3 separate regions of the Homo sapiens genome follow, and all the other regions are linked to region 2. The links are chromatin contacts, found by Hi-C in ENCODE. All regions are on one chromosome and are shown on one strand. The core of a region is the stretch at or near the end of the contact, and the rest is flanking DNA. Distances in the headings are between cores, read along the strand shown. Region 1 overlaps KLHL29 (kelch like family member 29). Region 2 has its middle 180 kb from the start of ATAD2B. Region 3 overlaps KLHL29 (kelch like family member 29).

Region 1 (3,746 bases), core at 425-2,924, 320 kb before region 2:
TGGCGAACGGAAATCAGACTCGGTCACCATTTGGTTTATCTCCTTGGTTCACTTTGACTGCTCTACACTGTTAAATTGTTTCTATTATTTGTCATCTATGCTTTCATTTATAACCAAAGTGGACCGCTTTGGCTATAAAAAGTGACAAAGACAGGAAACATAAAAAACATTTATGTGGAGCCACCCCAAGTTAATGAGGAGCCTAAGAATGATAATTCTGCAAATTTGCCTCAAGGTTGTTTTTACCAGATCCATAAGTTGTGATCATCTATCTGATCCAAGTTCTTATATAGGTCATCTAAATGTCTTTAGTACATCAAATGAGAGGAAGAAAGAAGGGTGTGGGGGGCAGATAATACAGAGATAATTTAACCAGCTTGCCTTTTATTGATTAGAAAAAATTATTACCAGCAATGTGTTATTTGGAAGAAGGACTTATAAATCTCTCTCCGAATCTCGCTTTATCTCATCATTTAGATAACATTTGAACATTACTAAAACACTGCAGTTGATTTTCCTTACGCTCAAAAATGCACGAATTCTAACGATCGGGTCACAAAAGCAGTTTTTATCTATTTTTAAAGCTGATGCACATAATTAAGTTTCAATTATGTTTTAGATATGTTGGTCCCCAAACCAAAATGTCATTTTTTATTTGTCAACAAATCAGTCTTTCCTTGCACAACTAATTTAAAGGAAATGAAATGTTGTGTATAACGTTAAATGGGAAAATGTTGAAATGTGTCTTTATATATAATGAACGTTATTAAAAAATGGTCTTTTAATGCTCATTTAATATAATCCTTGAATAATATACTCATATAAAATATTTAACTAAAAATCTTTTTTACCATAAGCCATGCAAAAATGATAAAATGATTTTTTTTAATTGTAGGGGGTTTGTGAAATTATAGATTACTGTGAAAGGAGTTCATTAGTCAAAAACAGAATTGGAAATGCTGATCTAGAGACACAAAGCCCAGGGATTTCAGGAGGGAGCTGGAGAAGGGGAGAGAAGTGAGGGTGGGGAACAACCAGTCCCCGCCTGCTAAGGAATGTATGGCTTCCTCCTTGGGCGCCAGCAAATACCTCTCTCTCCAGGGCCGGCCAGACCAGGGTCCCATAGCAAATGCCAAAAGCTAGCCAGAGGTGAGGGCATTTAGGAGTGTTGCCTTTGAGTTCATCCTTCAAAGAACGCAACGCTGGGCAGGTAGCAGGGTGAGCCCCCTGCCTGCGTCCTACCCTGGTGTGGGGATAGGGAGTGAGCTGGAGACACAGATGAAAGGAAGCCAGTGTCCCCCCAGACTGCAGCCCCGAAAGGAGCAGCCCTTGGCTGATCCCCGCTAAGCTGCTTTGCCAGCTTGCCTTAGATTAGACTGGGTGTACTGGGTGCAGGCGACATCATTTCTGAGAACTGGCTGTCACATGACTTGGCAGAACAATAGCAGCCAGGTGGAATTTTGTTCCTTGTACCATTTGTGAGCACTGGAAGGACCACAGGACAATAGTGATCCAGGCTGGGTCTCTTTCTTCATAGGGCACAAATCAAAGCCCAGAGAGGTGGGAAGAGGCCGCCCAGGGCCTCAGGGTGGCCAAGAGCATGCTGTGTATACATTCTCCCAGGCTCCCATGTGTGCATTCTTCCAGTGTTCTGGGACAAGGGTGTGTGCCATTTCAAAGATACTGATCACAGAGGATGACTGCACCCTTCCCATGCCTGGGGAGTGCCTTTGAGGTGGGGAGATGGCCTCAGGGTCATGGGAAAGGCTCTTGGGAGGGACAACTGGGTTCTGGAAGGCTGTGGGAAGCGGGGAGGAGGGGATGAGTAGGGCAGAGGGTTAACTTACGCAACAGCAGAAACCATTCTACTGTACTCAGGCTCTGCAGGTGTTTTGTGACCCTCCTGCAGGAACATTTATTTGTATCTGTTCCAGCTGGTTGACCTGCCACAACCCATCCTCAAATGTATCAATCCAAGGTACTATTATTTATGGAATCATTGACTCATGAGCTCCCCAGGGCTCCCCTGCCAAGTGACTTCCCGGCGGCCACTGGTCACCTCCAGGAGCAGGAGCTCCTAGCCCAACTGAGGGGAGGCCCCTCTTCCATCAGCTTTTCCCCTCCAGTTCTGGTTCTTTCTGCCCCTCGGGGTCTCCCAGTGCGCACCTGGTCCGCCTGCTACAGGAAGGCCTTTCAGGCATGTAAAGAAGCAAAGACACCCTCCCCGCTGCTGCAAATAAACGCCCAATCTGCAAGAATGTCTCCTGCCCTGGCTCACACATACTTTTCATGTACTTTTGGCATCTGAGTCACGTCTCTAAATGGGCTGCAGTTTGTCAACATCCCATGGAAAGTATGGCCCGAGAATCCAGTGCAGCACTCAGAGCCGTGACTGGGACAGCAAAGGGCCAGGTTGCCAGCTCTTTCTGCCAAGGTCTCAGTGCACAGCTGGACCCAGCCTCAGCTGACAGCTCTTCTGGAAGCTTCTGTGTTCTAGCGGGGGGTGATACAGTCTGCCATGAGGGTGAAGTACACATGACGCACCCTGAAATCTAACCTCTAACAGAGCCACATGTGTCATTCAGAAAAGAACATTGCTTTCAAGGCCTTTTCTTATTCTAACCAGAAAAGTGATAGCACTCTTTTATAGAGTGATGTGGATTTGAGCCATTAAACGATTTGCTTACTGATACCCAGGCCTCTTGATCTGGCATTTCATATCCCAGGTGACCGCTGCATGGTGCCTCTGAATGTCCCTACTCTTTTTCCCAAAACAGTACCTAACAGGAGCTCAGGTCTCCTGACTCCACAAGAAGGTGCTGGCTAATTGCACAGCCGAAAACTGTGCAAGAGCCAGTTTGAAAGGGGGCCACACGTTGATCATTCTGGGCTGAATATTTTTGCGGCGTTCTATATTTACACCAAAATGGAGGTGAACTTAACAATACGGTGTTACCACAGGAAATGAATGAATCTGTCAAAAATCACTCTTTTACTGAATGACTTCTTTAACCTGAGCTGCCAGAAAAGTCTCTCACAGTGGGAAGTCATGCTTTAGATGGTGTGTCCTGATGAAAAATTGATATTGGCGGAAATAACATTTTTTAAAACTTCTAGGTGTTAACAGTAACTTTGAGTTCTCTGTGAGGCTCAGAGGGGTGGCGTGTTCTGCGTGGCCACATCCGTGTTTATTAGTTTATGGCCTTCTGCTGTGGCATTTCATCATCACAGCAAAATTGCAACCTTTCAGCGCCTGCGGACAGTCACGTTAAAATGGCTTTGAGGGAGAGATGGCTCATGTGGTCAGGCGTTTTGGTGTCACACTCAATTGGCTAAACATAGTAATTTTGGGGTCTATTATTGACTAATTTGGGTAATTCACCTACTGGGAAATATTTTAAGATAAAAATGTAAAATCCTGTCAGTGTATGAGCAAGGTCCTTGATGTCAGTTTTGTGACATATTTTTAAACACTGGAATCTGTTCTGTGGAATATTCTGGCATGTTGTAGTTAAGTAAAACAATGTTGGGAGCCCATCAGCTGTCTGTTTGCCCATCTTCCTGTGCTCATGGAGGCTCCTATCTGGGTGGTTATTTTATACCTGGGCGGCTCCCGTTTAATAGAGAATGCCATTAACAAGCGTGCCAGAGTCTGTCTCTGCCTGCAGCCTTGATTAGCCATCAGCATGCGTGAAAACTCATTTCTTGATTGGTGTCGAAATATGTCACACCCTGATGGAGCATTG
Region 2 (3,907 bases), core at 1,067-3,566:
TTTCCAGAGTAGAGAGGCCTAAGAAAAGTGTAACATTTAGACACACACCCAGACAGGTCTGTGAAATTCCAGAGCATCAGAGGAAAACTGAAAATTACGAAAGCCTTAGGAGAAGGAAACAAAATCAGGAAAACAAAACAATAAGCAGAAAAGCACCGACTTCTCAGCAGCAATACAGGATATAAATGAGAAAAGTCCAGATATAAGATTCAGTGCAAGAGAAAGGTGAAGGATGTTCGCCCAAAAAAAAAAAAAAATGACTATGCAAGACCTTGGTGTACACCAATGCAAAATTGGAAAGGGTTAGAATGTTCCAGGAGAAATTTTCTCAAGAAAATGAAATGCTATAATACCTTACATGTTTGGTGATACTAACAAGAGTTGGGGCCAGGCGCAGTAGCTCATGCCTGTAATCCCAGCACTTTGGGAGGCCGAGGCAGGTGGATCATTTGAGGTCAGGAGTTCGAGACCAGCCTGACCAACACGGTGAAACCCCATCTCTGCGAAATAAAAATAAATAATGCATGGTGGCGCATGCCTGTAATCCCAGCTGCTTGGGAGACTGAGGCAGGAGAATCGCTCGAACCCGGGAGGTGGAGGTTACAGTGAGCCGACATTACACCACTGCACTCCAGCCTGGGCAACAGAGCGAAAATCCGACTCAAAAAAAAAAAAAAAAGAGAGAGAGAGTTGGATTGCTGGGGATGAACTGAGGAACAAACTAGTTTTTAAAATTGTTTTTTTGAGACAGGGTGTCACTCTGTCACTCAGGCTGGAGTGCAGGTGCTGCGATCTTGGGTCACTGAAGCCTCAAACTCCCAAGCTCAAGTGGTCCTCCCATCTCAGCCTCCTGAGTGGCTGAGACTATGATGCATGCCACCAAGCCTGGCTAATTTTTTAATTTTTCTGTAGAGACAGGGTCTCATTATGTTACCCAGGCTGGTCTTGAACTCCTGGGCTCAAGGATCCTTCTGCCTCAGCCTCCCAAAATGCTGGGAATAAAGGCGTGCTGGGTTCAAACTCATGATTATACATAAAAAAACAGGTAAATAAATACAATGAAGACTATTATTAACAAAAAGGTGTACAAGAAAGGAAACATCATCATAGTACACTAAATAGTTCCACTGTCAATAATTTTTACATAGACACAATAATGCAAATACTGAATAATGATCTGACCAAAATTATAAACAACTGGGAGGACGAGAGGACAAGAAGTGTGAAACGTGTGGTGAGGGCAGATATTACTATATTTTAAATGGTGGGAAATCAAAAGAAAATGACTAAAACTGGAAAATAAAAAGTAGCCATCTAAGAATAGTATTTAGAAACATCAAATAATCAGCTACAGGTGTTGAAAACAATTGGCTCCTGGGAGAATTTTTTTTTTTTTTTGGAGAAGGAGGGTTCTAGAATCAGGGAACTGCTGTTTTTTATAACAAGCCTTCTAGAACTACTTCATTCTTTAAACTACATACATGTGTTTCTGACTTTAAAATATATAAATTTTAAAGATATTAATCCCATTTATAGACATTTTTAAACCCACAAAACAATGTTTATAGACACATACAAATGTTTAGAAAGATGACTGAAATTTCTTGAACACTTACTATGTGCCTGGTACTGTTCTAAGTGCTTTACATATATTCACTCAAATATGTAATCATTGCAGTAACCACCATGGGGTTGGTGCTATCACTGTGGCCCATCTTATGGATAAGTACACTGACCTGCAGAGGGGTGAAATAATTTGTCACATGTTGCATAGCCAAGAAGGAACATAACCAGGATTCAAATTCAGACAGTCTGACTCCAGCCGCATACTATTACCTTCTCAAATAAAATAATTTAAAACACAGACAGGATATTCGTCAAAATCATCACAGTGGCTGCCACCAGTAAAGAAAGAAAACGAATGGGATTGGGAATGGGTAGAAAGTAGACTTAAATCTTCTCTGAAATTTTTTCTTTTCAAAAAAGAACTAAAACAAGTATGACAAATTGTTAACATTTAATACTGGGTGGTAGGAACATGCATGTTGTATTATTCTCTGTGGTATTCTACTATTTAAAAATGTTTATTCCTAGAAAAACTTGAGGCCAGGCACGGTTGCTCACGCTTGTAATCCCAGCACTTTGGGAGGCCAAGGCGGGCAGATCACCTGAGGTCAGGAGTTCAAGACCAGCCTGGCCAACATGGTGAAACCCCCGTCCCTACAAAAAGTACAAAAATTAGCCAGGGGTGGTGGCACATGCCTCTAATCCCAGCTACCCACGAGGCTGAGGCAGGAGAATCGCTGGAACCTGAGAGGCAGAGGCGGCAGTGAGCCAAGATCGTGTTACTGCACTCCAGTCTGGGCAACACAACCAGACTCCACAGCAAGCAAGCAAGCACGCACGCAAGAAAGAAAGCAAGCGAGAAAGAGAGAAAGAGACAGAGAGGGATGGAAGGAAGGAAGGAAAGAAGGAAGGAAGGAAGGAAGGAAGGAAGGAAGGAAGGAAGGAAGGAAGGAAGGAAAGGGAAGGGAAGGGAAGGGAAGGGAAGGGAAGGAAGGAAAGGAAGGAAGGAAGGAAGACTTGAATACAAGCAAAGGAATTTACCATTCACCTTAATGATTGATGGGTTAAAAATTCAATCTCTAAAGCCACACCACAAGATAGGACCCCCCAACCTGATGTTAGCTGTGTAACCTTGGGCAAGTCACCTAAGCATTCTCTATTTCAGTTTCCCCTTCTCTTAAATGGGACCAACAACAGTACCTACCTCCCACAGTTGCTGTGATAATTAAATGGTTAATGCTTGTAATAATACCTGGCACTCAGTTGTCTGCTGCTACTAATACTACTGCTGTATTTATTGTCATCCAAGCATTTACCACTGTTAGGTAACATGTTGTTTGTTTACTCTTTGCTGACTAGACTGTAAGCTCCAAAAAGCAAGGACCTTGCTGTCCTGTCTTCAGCTGTTAACTCCCTTGCCAAGAACAGTGCTCTGGCACTTGCTTTATTTGGCAGTTGCTCAAATAAATCTGTGAAACAGATGTTGACCTGTGATGACAGAGAACTGCCTGTACTTTCCCCTGCAGCTGTCATGCTATTTCACTTCTCAGCCTATGCTTCTGTTGTTCCTTCTGCCTGGAAATCCTTTCCCACCTTGATGCCTCAGCTCAGGCAAGGAACCAGAAAGGCTTCCTTGAGGTTAGGTTACATGCTCCTCCTCTGTATACCTACAGTGCCTAATATAAAATTCAATCTTAACACATGCCGTATTAGACTGAAATGATGTTTGTTATCTGTCTACCCCCACAAGAAGCAGTCAAGCATAGTGATTAAAAGCATCAACTCTGGAGCCAAACTGCCTACATTTGAATCCTGGATGTGTGACCTTGAGCAAATTAATCTATAACTCAGTTTCCTGATCTGTAAAATGGGGATAATAATAGCACCTATCTCATAAGGTTCTTGTAAAGATGAAAAGAATTTGCATTTGTGTCTGTATAGCACTCAGAATAGTCTCCAGCACCTAGTAAACGTGATATAAGTATGTTAAATTATAAAAATGTCCTTGAAGACAGACACAATGTCTTGCTCATCTTTATGCTCCCTCAATGCCTAGCACTCTGTAGGCACTGAATAAATGCTTAAATGTTTACTGAACTGACAGCTATTACACTAGTCCAAACAAAAGGATTAGTGCCCAAACTAAGATAACAGGAATGGAGAAAGGGTGATAGGTATGAGACATGCTTAGGGGGAAAATAAATCAACAGAATGTGCTGCATGATTAGAATGAGATGGGTCATAAAGAAGATAAAGTTCAGGTTGACAGCTAGGTTTCTCACCAAGATAGGGAATATAAGGGAAGCAAGAAGGAAAAAGCAGAGTTCCTGGCAAATTTTTA
Region 3 (3,523 bases), core at 34-2,533, 340 kb before region 2:
AGAAAAAGGACAGGCCGCCATGTAGAAGAAATTTTTAAACTACCAGTTTTTAAAATGGGAAAGGAACCAAATGGTTTTGTATAATCCCATATAAAAATGTCCCTCATAATGAATCTCAGACTCACCTTAAAGGAATAATTCTCAGGATTCTCTTCCATGCTGGGGCTCCAGTAAGAGTCAAGATTTGGGGCTTTCTTAAAGCAGGCTTCAAACCTTAAAAGCATACCTTATTGAATGCCAGTGCCAGCATTCTCAAATAACTGTGCCCCCAAGTGGTCACATGTACCTGTAAATTACATGCAGCAAAAAGGTGCAATTAACCAGGTCCTGGACTGCAGAGTTTGCAATTTATTAATAATAATGATGATGAAAACAATAATACATCCAAAAGAGAAAAGAAAGGGGAAGATGAAACCCAAAGAGAGAGAGAGAGAGTGTGTGTGTGTGTGTGTGTGTGTGTGTGTGTGTGTGTGCAGGCGCAAAAGACAGGGAAGAATTTTCTCAGTGTTTATTTTTGCCATGCCTCTCCCAGAAAAAGAGCGTGTGTGCGTGTGTGTGCATATGTGTTTGCATTTGAGGAGGGAGGCCTGGCCAGAAGAGGTGGGGGGTAGCTGTGGGCAGAGCCCTCCCAAGAATTCTGGAGACTTTGCATCCTTTCTCAGGAGCAATCCTCGATGCCTTTGACTGCCTACTTCTCTGCAGCGGTGGTTCCATGATAGTCTCCTTGGCAGCCTGCCAGAGGCTGTAAGTGTACAGAGAATTGTGTTTTAATAGAAGGCTTTACCTCTGATACAGATTTAAAATGAGGAAGAAACTTTCTGTTCCTCAGCCAGAACGAAATGCGTTTTGCTTCCTGTGAAATGCTGGTGATTACAAGCTCATCTTACATAATTTTATTATTTTCAATTGCTGCCCGTCAATCTCAGGTGATGGTTCCCTGGGAGCAGAAAAAGAGGCAGATTCTGGGCGATGACTATTAAAAAAAAAATCACTCAGTCATTAGCAAATCGTACAAAAATTTAGAAAGGAGAATAATTATCTTTGTGATGATGCTGTTTAAGATAATCAGAACTTGCATTGCTAAGTTAGACACGCCGAAGTGAATTGAGGACTGTTTAATGGCCTCTTAGAAAATGTATTTTTGCTTTAACAAAGCATTGATGTTTGAGATTTAAAAAAAAGAAATCCTTTAAATCTCGTGAAGGAATTCTCTGGAATAACCACATTTTCAGAAATCCGTGACATGATCGAGGTGGTCCACTGTCACGCCCACAAGAGGGCATTTTCTCATCAACTACTGTAAAAACGATTTGTTTTCTAAAGGGAAGCTGAGAGGCCTGGGGGAAGGAGAGTGTTCTGCAGAGCAGGAAGTGGAGAGCTGCTTGCAATTGAGTTGTATGTATGCTTCCACTTAATACGTCCTGCCGAGCCTGTAAGCCAACACTTCCGGCCAGGAATCTGCCCTCTGTGTTTACCTACTCTCTTTTTATGTCTTATTCCCAGAATGACTGGGGACCAAAGGAATCCTTTGCAGGAGTTTTCTCCAGACAGACAGTTCCACATGCTAGTATATTGTCGACCCCATCCATAACTTCCATGAAACTTGAATCTCATATTTTAAGACACCTTCTCTAGGTCCAAGTTCTTTCCTTTATGTATGTTACACATATTTGTTGAGTACCTACTGTGTGTCAGCTTGAGCCAGACTCAGATCCTGTCCTCGTGGAACACACATCCTCCACAGGAAGACTTGGCATAAAAAAGGAGAACAAATACTGGAGTATGATTTAGATAATTATAAATGTTATAAGGAAAAATAACTGGGATAAGGAAAGGTAGCTATTTTAATTGGATAATTAGGCATACTTCTCTCATGCATAACAAATATTCTAATTTTGTTCAATCCATACCAATATTGTTTGGATTATAAAGGTAATACCTTTTTTTCAACTCCATTTTTTCTAAAAAAGTTAGTTATATTGTTTATTATTTTACGGACCATGAAACATGATGGAAACCGGGGAATTGAGATGTGGCCAGTTGTTAGTTTGTAAAATGACATTTAAAAATTACCATCTACTCATCACCTCATCATTTGACAAAACAATGCATGTTTTAACACCAAAAAGTAGGAAAGATGTAATCCCTGAATAGAGGGCAGTTGAATACGTTTAGTGTTTTGGAAAATTTGCTGCATTATCTGAGGTTTTCTCCTTTTCCATGGCCTATGAGAACTTCATCAGGGACTGGTTCTGGTCAGGGGCTGGCATCCAGTTCCACAGATCCTGCTGATGACATTGTCCATGCCTTCCCCAACCATGAGGACCAACAATGTTGGCACCAGTTCTGCAAGCTCAGCTCCCAACCACAACACACAAGACTCGAGCAGGAGATGGTTTGCTCCCCATCCTAGGGGTTCTAGGATACTTGGTAAGGAGCTCAGCCCAAGAGCTACAATGCCGTTGTGAGAGTTTCTGAAGCCAGGAGTCAAGGCTTTACTTTGAGCACATGGTTTTGGAGGTCAAGCAGAATGGGCTGGGCAAATCCAGGAAGGCTTCATGGGGGAAATGAATTTTGAACTTGGCCTTAAAGGATGGGTAGGTGTAAGGAAGAGGGTTGTAGGATTATAGTGGGTGATATACACATTTTTGAAAGTTAATGTGGAACAGGTTTTGGTAGTAAAAGGCAACATCCATTGTGTAAAATGTTCAGGTATAACAACAAAGTAATAATCTCTAATAAATATATTGTCTAGGCTGAGCGTGGTGGCTCACGCCTGTACTCCTACCACTTTGGGAGGCCAAGGCAGGCGGATCATTTGAGGTCAGAAGTTCGATACCAGCCTGACCAACATGATGAAACCCCGTCTCTACTAAAATACAAAAATTAATCGGGCATGGTGGCGGGCACCTGTGATCTCAGCTACTCGGGAGGCTGAGGCAGGAGAATCACTTGAACCCAGGAGGCAGAGGTTGCAGTGAGCCAAGATCACACCACTGCACTCCAGCCTGGGCGACAAAGCAAGACTCCATCTCAAAAAAAAAAAAAAAAGAAAAGAAAACACACATATTATCTAGAGATGATTGTTAATATTTTATCATATTGTCCTCCAGTCTTTTGCTTTGCATTTTCACATTAGTTGGGACCATGTTGCACATGAAATTTTGCATCTTGCTTTTTTACTTTAGTATACAACACACATTGCCTCATGTAATTGAAAATTACTCTTAAACATCACTTCCGGATGGCTTCATTTATCCCATCCTGCCTGCATGCCATTCCCATCAGATGTATTTTTTTTCCTACTGTAACTCTCTGGTGGATAGTTCTTTTTATATCATTTTGGTTCACAATTTCGGTATCACACACATCTGCCAAGGTCCAGCTCTGAGGGTAATATTGAGCCTGTCACAATATCCACCCTGGTCTCTATCTGTGCATGTCAAGTGAAGATAATATACCAACCTCATGGGGTAGATATGAGACTTATGTGAGATCATGTTTGCATAGAGTTCTAGAAATA

What was found. A loop is a pair of places that touch in the nucleus more often than their neighbours do. Pooled maps may share reads with other maps.
Region 1: a map of gastrocnemius medialis shows a loop between it and region 2 (6-fold over the local background). The contact joins two enhancer-like sites. A Hi-C loop is called at or near these places in 3 of 168 maps with a recorded cell type or tissue (gastrocnemius medialis and psoas muscle) and 1 of 50 pooled maps.
Region 3: a pooled map shows a loop between it and region 2 (2.8-fold over the local background). The contact joins two enhancer-like sites. A Hi-C loop is called at or near these places in 3 of 168 maps with a recorded cell type or tissue (A673, Calu3 and psoas muscle), 1 of 37 single-sample maps with no recorded cell type and 7 of 50 pooled maps.

What each region holds. Positions count from the first base shown.
Region 1 is chr2:23,424,342-23,428,087 of GRCh38, forward strand. The region is part of intron 1 of KLHL29 (kelch like family member 29); the gene reads left to right. Among named protein-coding and RNA genes, the nearest start is that of LINC02923, 39 kb to the left of the region's middle. RefSeq lists an enhancer at 1,247-1,747. Within about 2 kb of position 1,675, at least 13 of the 41 ENCODE cell types and tissues checked have a DNase peak (open chromatin) inside an H3K27ac peak, as active enhancers do; they include gastrocnemius medialis and psoas muscle, where a contact is called at or near this core.
Region 2 is chr2:23,742,900-23,746,806 of GRCh38, forward strand. It overlaps a transcript of ATAD2B not described here. Among named protein-coding and RNA genes, the nearest start is that of ATAD2B, 180 kb to the right of the region's middle. Within about 2 kb of position 2,317, at least 3 of the 41 ENCODE cell types and tissues checked have a DNase peak (open chromatin) inside an H3K27ac peak, as active enhancers do; they include A673, gastrocnemius medialis and psoas muscle, where a contact is called at or near this core.
Region 3 is chr2:23,403,293-23,406,815 of GRCh38, forward strand. The region is part of intron 1 of KLHL29 (kelch like family member 29); the gene reads left to right. Among named protein-coding and RNA genes, the nearest start is that of LINC02923, 18 kb to the left of the region's middle. RefSeq lists an enhancer at 1,061-1,642. Within about 2 kb of position 1,284, at least 16 of the 41 ENCODE cell types and tissues checked have a DNase peak (open chromatin) inside an H3K27ac peak, as active enhancers do; they include A673, where a contact is called at or near this core.